Linked DNA regions of Homo sapiens: region 2 is linked to region 1. The links are chromatin contacts, found by Hi-C or POLR2A ChIA-PET in ENCODE. All regions are on one chromosome and are shown on one strand. The core of a region is the stretch at or near the end of the contact, and the rest is flanking DNA. Distances in the headings are between cores, read along the strand shown. Region 1 overlaps GNAQ (G protein subunit alpha q). Region 2 has its middle 24 kb from the start of CEP78.

Evidence for each region. Hi-C counts contacts between places; a loop is a spot of excess contacts on that map. ChIA-PET counts read pairs that join two places held with the same protein, here RNA polymerase II (POLR2A). Pooled maps may share reads with other maps.
Region 2: a pooled map shows a loop between it and region 1 (2.5-fold over the local background). The contact joins two enhancer-like sites. A Hi-C loop is called at or near these places in 3 of 50 pooled maps. POLR2A ChIA-PET finds 5 or more read pairs at or near these places in 4 of 52 experiments (OCI-LY7, T-cell, activated naive CD4-positive, alpha-beta T cell and 1 more).

What each region holds. Positions count from the first base shown.
Region 1 is chr9:77,942,632-77,947,481 of GRCh38, forward strand. All of the region lies in intron 1 of GNAQ (G protein subunit alpha q), which reads right to left. Among named protein-coding and RNA genes, the nearest start is that of GNAQ, 87 kb to the right of the region's middle. Within about 2 kb of position 2,365, at least 13 of the 41 ENCODE cell types and tissues checked have a DNase peak (open chromatin) inside an H3K27ac peak, as active enhancers do.
Region 2 is chr9:78,209,150-78,213,999 of GRCh38, forward strand. No RefSeq gene overlaps it. Among named protein-coding and RNA genes, the nearest start is that of CEP78, 24 kb to the right of the region's middle. RefSeq lists an enhancer at 1,848-2,167. Within about 2 kb of position 1,867, at least 4 of the 41 ENCODE cell types and tissues checked have a DNase peak (open chromatin) inside an H3K27ac peak, as active enhancers do.

The sequences.
Region 1 (4,850 bases), core at 1,115-3,614:
ACACCCCACCACATATATTCCTCATAGTCCTTGACCTCAGGACCCTAAACACAGTAGAGGATCAAAGAAAAAAGGGTAATGCATAATTATCTCAACTGCACCCCTTCAAATATCCACATGTAGAAAACTTTTAAAAATAAAGACACTTGAAATCTACCAGAATATGATCAATAGCTGTGTCTGGCTTGTAAAAATACAGGTTATATTATCTTTTTGTCTGTATTTTACAAATTTCTAACAAGCATTTACAAATTAAATTTTAAGCAATCTTTGCAATCCTTGCAAATCTGCTGCACTTGGATCCAATAATTAACCAACTGGTTATTTGACTGTAAATGAGTGAATTTACCTTTCTGGTTTTCATTTATCATTAAATGGGCTGGGAATGATGACTTCTTAATGGATAGAAACAAAATCCATGAAAAAAGAGTACTATTTTTAGAAGTTCCACTAGTCCCAGTTAGCACATAAGACTAATAACCTCACAAGGCAGATGTTGGGCATTGCAGAACCCATTTCTGACCTCAAAAGCTCTCAGGTCAACATAGATTTGAAGATTATTCTAACCCAGGGAACCAAGGAAAGGGCTCCCCTCAGGGGTTTTGGTTCCTGAGTCAAATTTGAGCCTCAAGATCATTTTAAAGCCAAGCTACAAACCACAAAAGAAACTTAAGAGATATTAACTACAGTATATACTGACACATGTTCGACGTGTCTTGAGAAAAGGAAAAATATGTTGTAACAGATTTGCAAATGTAACATGACACGGGCAAGAACACTGGGAATGTTAGTCCCTTTTCTGCGATTAAAATGTTTGACTTTCAGTAGTCACAGGAATAATATGGGTCACAATTCTCCCATATTTACAAGAGTCAGACTGGATAAACTCAAAAGTGTCTTCTCTTTCTATAATGATATAAATCTCTAGTATGCACATTCATGTGAGACCACTCTTAATTAAAGCTTGATTTCCTCTACTACACAAATTGGAAAAAAAAATAAAGTACCTTTATCCTGGAAGTAACTAACTTTTTTTTTTTTTTTTTTTTTGAGACGACGTCTTGCTCTGTTGCCCAGGCTGGAGTGCAGTGGCGTGATCTTGGCTCACTGCAACCTCTGCCTCCTGGGTTCAAGCAATTCTCCTGCCTCAGCCTCCCAAGAGTAGCTGGGATTTACAGGTACACAACACCACGCCTGGCTAATTGTTGTATTTTTAGTAGAGATGTGGTTTTGCCATGATGGCCAGGCTGGTCTCCAACTCCCTACCTCAGGTGATCCACCCACCTCAGCCTCCCAAGGTGCTGGGATTACAGGCGTGAGACACAGTGCCTAGCCAGTGACTTCTTATTTTAAAATTGTCCCATGTGGTGTTAGGCAACTACCAGAATACTGCTTTAGAAGAACATTCAATAGTGAGAAAATATGTTCCTCATATATTAGAAGAGAAAACAGGCAGGCAGTATGAACGAATGATACCTGTTCAAAATCTACTGATTCATTCAGAATACATACATAATATTAACAATAGGATATCTGGCTAATGGCAATACTAGTACTTTTTTTCTTAATCTTTTCAGTATTTCAAAAATCTGGTACATTTGAAAATAAATTACTTTCATAATCAAAAACTATAATAAAAGCATTTTAGAATTATTCCAGTGGGGCTCACAAATCTTCCGCCATACCAGATCACCTGGCTCCATCAAACAACCAATAGAGGCTGTTTTATGAAGCTGTGTATACAAGATGCAGGTTGTCACTTAAACCATTCATTTAAAACACTCAATCATCCTTGCACCATCAAGCCGCCTCACCCCATATATCCTCTTTAGACCAGAAACCAAACCATTCCTATTCCCTCCTCCACCAAACTTACCATTCAGCAACCTCTGAGGCCCCTCTGGTCAGGCCCAGTAGAAAATATGTTTGGGAGTAGGTGGAAGTTCATGGGACCCCTCACATAACTCTGTGAACCACCATTTCTTCCACTGAGGCATTGCTCCAACCTCTGCCACTCATTGTAACGCAAGAGAAATCTGGTCTGCCACTTTGACACTAACTTAGCTTGCCCAGTGTGAAATTAACTGTGTAAAGTACAGTAAAATATTCAGTGAACACAAGATGACACACTGCCTCTTTAAAGCAGCTGTGATTCCATAATTACCTGTTTGTGATTGGAGTGACAAGAAGATCTGAATAATTCAGGTATTCAGAGTCTAAATACTTTACGAAACAGCTAGTTCTGGAAGGATATAAATCCAAAGAGAGCAAAGGAAACAAGGGAGAGCCACTCTGCTCATGTGGGCTGTCCCATCCAAGAACACCAGGGGTCTCAACCCACCGCAGAGAATTCAGCAAGGCGGCTGGGGAAGCACAAAGGTCTGTCAGCTTTCCAGTTCCTTCTGAGTCTGTCTTCACAGTGCAACTTCCTTATTTGTTTGAAGTATTGTAAATTCCGAGAATATCAGGCACACCCATACTCAAATGTAAGTAGAAAAACACATCGCAAAGCCAAATACAAATTGGTTCTTGGGCTATTAACTGGGGATCATCCATCAGATAAGGCTGATTTTCTTCTTTTAAGTGTTTAATGTGGCACCTTCACAAAAGAGGTAAATCTATTTGCCAGCTTTGAAAATGTAGCACTTGAAACAGATATGAAGTAGCTATAAAGTTGCTTTACTCAAAAAGTAAGAAAATAAGTAGTTTAAAAAAAAAGAGAGAGAGAGATTTCTTAAATTCCACACTGCTTTGTTACCACTAAACTAAATGTACTGCCTCAGGTTGTGTCTGTCTGGGTTATGATTACATGCAAAACCTAGGTCAAAACGGCCCTCCATTATTTTATGCATGTGGCTTTTCAATAAAGTGTTTATTAGGAAAACAGAAAAAGCCTTCTTATTTTGGAAAATGCCTTAAAATGCTTAATTACCTAGGTTAGAGGTAAGCTACATACTCACGGATGAAAAATATATCCTCTTAGGGAAAAAAACCCGGTTGCCCTAATTATACATGGATGATCTAATTAAACTGTCATTCACAATTCATTAAAGCTATTAATAAATCATAAATGGGCAAAAGGGATAATATAGTTAAATTTATAGGAGCATTAAGACCTATTAAAGGCAGCCAAGTACTAGTGGTGAAGTTCCCTAAGAACATGAACTTTACACCTCATCCAAGGGACCCTTAGAGGCCGCATCTAAAGGCTCTAGACTGCCTCCTCGTTTATAAATGAGGAAACTGAGGTCTACTGAAGTTATGCGAATCACCCAAGTTTACATCCTCTAACTTTCCCACTACTTATAAGGTTGCCACACTTCCTGAATTGCAGGCATTTCTTCAGTCCTAAACAGAAAATGCTAGCATGCCTTGCTACTTTAAGTGGAGGACGAGAGCTTGATAATCATTCCTGGAATAGTTCACAGAACAAAATATTAGATGGGAAGTTAACTGACGCAGAGGAGAGAGGACCAAATGGTGAAGTGGTAACATCACTATCTACAGAACAACCACCATGCTGCTAGTGGATACTGCAAGAAGAGAGAAGCAACAGGAACTAAAGAAAAACAGAAACATTTTGTGAAGTCTGATGTGTCCAGAAAAAGGGTTCCTAGGAATTTCTTGGTGAGTAAAATATCCTTATTAGTAATCTACCTGTTGACAAAAGAAATTTTTGCTTAAACTAAGAGAATCACACTGCCAACCAAAACAGCAGAGTAACCACTATGTCAATAAAGGATTGAGAATAAGCAGAACATTTTCCAGCTCTATAAATACTATGTTTTCTTCCTCTTAAGATTCCACATTTCCAAAAACCCCAAAAACACCCAGGCAAAGGAAACTCCATCAAAAGCACATTACGTCTTAGCACTAGTCAGTCAGTGCCTGCACCCCACAAACCAACGTGCAAAACCTGGGCGTATGACCCAGCAGTCGTGCTCCACCACTGACTGCTGGAAAAACCAGTCTCTTCAAATAGGCAATGCAGAATAAGACAAAAATAAAATAAAATAAAATGAAACCTTCTCTGTATTGTTGTTAACTGCAGTCTTTATTTTACACAATAACAGTGTATTTCTGATGCCTTAAAGCAGTTGCTATACGGATCAACAGTAACACATGGGTTAAAGCCCAGGGTATCAGATTCAGGTACTACCACTAGCTAGGTAGCTTTGAGCAAGTTGAGGGACCTGTCACTTTCTTCATCTGCAAAATGAGGATAATGATGCCTAGCTCACAGGGTTTGTTTGCAAAAAATACAGGTAGAGCCCTTAGCAATACAGGTAGAGCCTGACTGCCACAAAATAAATTCTGTAACTTAATATTATGGCAAATAAAGCCATTCACAATAAAGCCTCATTTGCCCTCTCCGGGCTACGCCCAACTTCTCCCGAGTAACAAGCTATGTTCTTTCAGACCTTCAGGCTTTTTACTTCCCTTTCCCCAAATATCCTTCTCTGCTGGGCAAAACCTCCCCCATTCTTGTCCTTTAAGTTGGCCAACTCCCCAGAGGCCAGCTGGCTGCTCCTTCTATGTCTATTATGTGATTACATTTGGATTATAATTACTTATGTAACAAGAAAGACATTTATTTACTGGAATGAGGGGGAAGGGTGAGGACCAGTCTATCCAGGCTATTTCCACAAGGAGGCAAGCAGTGAGCCCTGGGCTGGACTGTACTTCCCAGGGGCACAGGCTGTGGGGAGGGCCCCAACTTAAAACGAAGAGAGGACAAGTTTTCAAAACACCACAAGCATGACTCTGCCCTATGCCAGTGCCATCCCATGTTATCTCTAAATTTACTAAACTTCACAAAAGCCATGTGTGACTGGTTGTGTATGCATGTG
Region 2 (4,850 bases), core at 617-3,116, 270 kb after region 1:
CTAGTAATTAGAAGACTTGTTCCCTCTCATGCTGACACACACTTATGATTACAGTTGATTCTCAGTGGGTTCTACGATCCATTCTGCATGGTCTAATTAACCAAGAATACAGTAAAAGCATGGAGAACAAGTCAATGGCAGGCGCCTAGAGCAGTAGCTCTCAAACTGCCGCATGTCGCAATCACCTAAGGAGCTTTTGAAAAACACTGAGTCTAGAACATGCCCCCATACCAAATAAATCTGAATATTTGGGGCGGGACCCAGGGATCAGTACATTATTATTACAATTATGAAAAAAAGGAAGACAATTAAGTAAAACGACTATCTCATTACCTCTTTGGGTGGTAGGACCACGCATTACTTTTTTCCACTTTCTAATTTTCTTTGCAATTTGGGCTTTTTGTGATAAATGTGTATGGCTTTTATTATACGTAAGTCATCAATCAACTTTTGCTTTAACAAACACATTGTATTTAATTTTTTGAGGGTGTAAGCAAAATAGTAACCATATCAACCAGTTTTCTCAGTACTTTTATGCCTCTGTGGATGAGCCCAAGAAGCTCATGGAAGAAGTGGAAAAGCTGATCCATACCTTCAAAGATTTAGTAATGACGACATCAATGAGAAATCAAATGAGGATCTGGTTTCCATAGGGCCACCAATGAATAATATCTCAAGAGTAAATGAATATTGCGGGTGGCTAGTAAATGGCAGTTGCAATGATATCACCTGCAAATCCTTCAGGTTTATACCTGATATGAAATTATGATTATGTGACAAGAGCAAATCTTTCTTTTTTTTAATTTTATTATTATTATACTTTAAGTTTTAGGGTACATGTGCACAACGTGCAGGTTTGTTACATATGTATACATGTGCCATGTTGGTGTGCTGCACCCATTAACTCGTCATTTAGCATTAGGTATATCTCCTAATGCTATCTGTCCCTCCTCCCCCTACCCCACAACAGTCCCCGGTGTGTGATGTTCCCCTTCCTGGGTCCATGTGTTCTCATTGTTCAATTCCCACCTATGAGTGAGAACAAGAGCAAATCTTTCTTATGCAATTGGCTGTTCCTTGAAGATTTTGACTGAGGAATCAAGATACAATATATATTGCACTTCAAAGTGAGTTGCTAAAACAAAATACAAATTTTCAAAATAAGTATCTGAACACCAATGACAGAACTCATCCCTCACACACATTAAAAATACAAAGAGGATGAAGTACATGGAGGTTGAAGGTGAAACTGGGAGGAGGATTTTGGAGATAGATGTTGGAGTGCTAGATACCTCAACAAGGGTGAGGAATAGAAGATGTTTCCCACTTAACGGTTTTAAGGAGCCCACATAGAGAATTCAAGATGTGCTACATTCAGTTTAAGGCAGCAGTGTCCAATCTTTTGGCTTCCCTGGACCAAAAGAAAGAATTGAAAGACAATTGAAAGAATTGTCTTGGGCCATACATAAAAATATACTAACAGCAGCTGATTAGCTTTAAAAAAAATTTGCAAGCAAATGTCATAATGTTTTAAAAAGTTTATGAATTTGTGTTGAGCTGCATTCAAAGCTATCCTGGGCTGCATGCAGCCCATGGGCCACAGGTTGGACAAGCTTGATTTAGGGGACTATACTTGTGTCTGATTCCCACTAAGAAATGTAAACACAGTGAGATAGAAGTATTTAGAAGCTGATCTAGGAGAGGTGGCTGTGGCCAAAGAAAGTGTATTTCCTGAGGAAGAGGTTTGTACCACTCTTGAGAGGCAGGCAGTCTGGGAGCATCAAGAATCTTTCTGAGGGCTATCTGAAGACTAAGAGAACATCAGAAGAAGGAAGCTAGCTGTGGGTCACTGGATGGTGAGAAGTCGCAAGAGGAGCTGCCAGTGACCAGCTAGAAGAGACATCATTTCCCACATCAAAGAAACGGAAAGAGAAGCATCCCCCAACAATGGCAGCTTTCATGATAACCCACAAAAAATGCACATAAGAGAAAAAAACAGCTTCACGCTCCAGCAAGCAGAAGCCATCCACTGACAACATCAATCAAATAAGAACTTTCTCGCCCTTTTCACTTCCTTTCCCACCTTGCAGTTCCAGCCTGAGGAAGCCAAGACAGACTTTTACAGGTGGCCTAATCATAGCCTTGATGGGCAGATGGAGGGAAAGTGCTATGGGTAGGATGGAGAAGTCGACCTTGTCCTGAAACAGTACCACAGTGGGAAAGGCAGGATGATTGACCTTTGAACGAAGATTAAAATTTTGATCATCGCGTGGGACTATAGGAGTTTTCAATCAGGAGAGAGGAAGAACGAAACAGTTAAAGGGGCACTGGGAAATAAGAAATTGTTTTACAGTTATATCACATGAGTTGTCTTTATTCCACATAGTGGCTACACAAAAGAGGGCTTTTCAAATGCCCGTATCCTTTGACTCAGTCATTTCACTGCAGAGAAAGTGTCCTGCTGTAGCTTTGTAGTCGAAAGCAGCTTTTTTGCTTGTTTGTTTATTTGTTTTCAGGATAGATGTTCATCTTTGCTCTTGGAATGTTACTCTGAGGTTTTCTTGGTTAGGCAAATCTAAAGAAGGAATGAAGACTCCATTGTCTGGTAATTAAGATATACTAAGACTTCCATCTCCAAAGGAAAATGGAGCAATACTCTCCCCATGCCAGCCTACCTTTATGAATTAAAGAGGTCCATGAGGCTAGGTTGAGAGCCAGTAGGAGGCTAGCCAATAGAGTCATTGAAATAAATTAACCATGGTACTTCTGGAGAAGTGGTTATCCCTATAAACCCAAAGCGCTAAAGCCTGGGACTCCGGCCTATTCCAGCCCATGAGAGTATAATACAGTGGGGTTGCCTTCTCTTGCAAGAGTGCCGAGGTTACGGAAGGGCTCTGGTCCAGCCCAACAGGGAGCTCCAGCAGCTTCAGAGACACCTTCCCTGTGTAGCAGTTTTTACCTTCATGAGGCCCAGACTTTCAGGTGGGAGAAATTTAATGGAGGGCCTTGGGACTTCTACCTTAGTGACTCAACCAAGTCCCAGTGCCATCTTACCCGGCACTTATTTCAGCTCCAAGGGACAGTAATACCACAGCCTTACTGTGGTTCCATCCCCCGACCTGGGGCCAGGGTGCCTTAGATGCTTTACAGGTGGCAGGATGAGCACCTTAAAGGGACTTCAGAGGGGTATCATGGGTGCCTTATCTCTGAACACAACCTATGCCTTCTAATGCACTTTCTCAGCACTACAGCTGCTCCATGAGTGTGGGACTTCACTGCAACTTCTACACCTCCCACCCAAAGCTAGTGTGTAGTGGGCAATGGCCCTGCCACAGGGTCAGCACACCAAGGCCCTCAGAGTCCCACGCTGGGACTCCTTCTTCTCAAGGCATCTGCAAGACTAGTTCTCACAGAGATAAGGTGACAACCTCTGCTTAATAACCATCTTTAAGTGTATGAGCCTGCTATTTTATTTTAACTTCAGTATTACTTCCCTGCCTTACACAGGTGTAAAATTTCAATCCCCTGGCTACCCTTTTATGGCTTGATGGGCATTTAAGATGACCTCTCTGTGGTTCAGTTTGGCCCAGAATTGTTTACTTGCATCTTTGATGAAGAGGAATTTTGTTTACAGCCTCTAGGCTTCATTCAGGCAGACCCTATTTCCAAACAATCCTTTTACAGAGGTAACTGGGAGGCACTAAAGAAAAAGCATGTCACTTAAGTAGGGAACTCATACTGTTGCAGGGGATTATGGATTATTTCTTGTGGAAAGTAAAAAAAAAAAAAAAAAAAAAAAAAAAAAAAATGCTCTCCTTGTGCTGAGAAGTGTTGGGAAGGACAAAGAGTAGGCCAAGTGGGAGGGCTCAAAATGAGCCTGTTCTCATCTCACTTCTGTGGAAGAGCCAAGCTTTTCAGTAAACCACATGAGATTACTAAGGCTAGTGCTTAACTTGGGGTTCATGAGGTTTGTAGGCTCTAGCCAATTCTGAATTTCAGTTCTTTCACTGAAGTTGTGTGAAAGTATTGAGTTTATATGAGTGTTTTCTGGGAAAAGACTTGATTCTCAAGGAGATTCATGATCTCACAGCTTCAGACTCTTGCTATTTGAAAGTGTGATCTGAGAATTATCTGTACGGAAAACACCGTATTTTTTAAAATGTAGGTACCAGGCCCACTCATTCAGAACTTTTTTTGATAAATAACAAATAATTTTTTTAGTATCAGTAGTTGCAAATTATTGCAAGGATCATACTTATACTAAAAAGTGTATTCATTGTTTATCTGCAATTCAAATTTAACTAGCTGTCCTGTATTTTGATTTACTAAATCTGGTAACCCTAACTGATAATGGGATGGAAGAAACTCCTTTTTTTAAAAAGAACCTCAATGCAAGGGCTGTTTTTTCATAAATAAAATTAATACTATACCACTGATCATTGGACAAGTGAGATTATATCACTTGTTCACTAAGGCCTGGAATATACTTCTAGTCCCAGCCTAGAGAGGATTTTTACAGTCATTGGAAGCAACCATGTGCTTTATATCATAGAGTTTTGCAATGTACAGTGACCAGGGGAATAAGTTTTCGTTTGTGCACTCCAACCTTGGAATTTCTGACATTACTGATGTCTCTTTGTGGTCTTAAACCAAGAAGTCTGGTTAAAAAGTTGCTAAGGATGGGTCAAGAAGGCAGCGTTTTCCTTTCTGTTTTAGAGCAGACGCTAATAACCACCCTTTTGGTAAAGGAACATTGCCACCTAGTAACAGAATCAAGTATTTTCCTCTGGGCTCCAGACAAAGGATTGACTCCAACTGCACATTTTCAAGTGCACACGTTTGTGAATTTG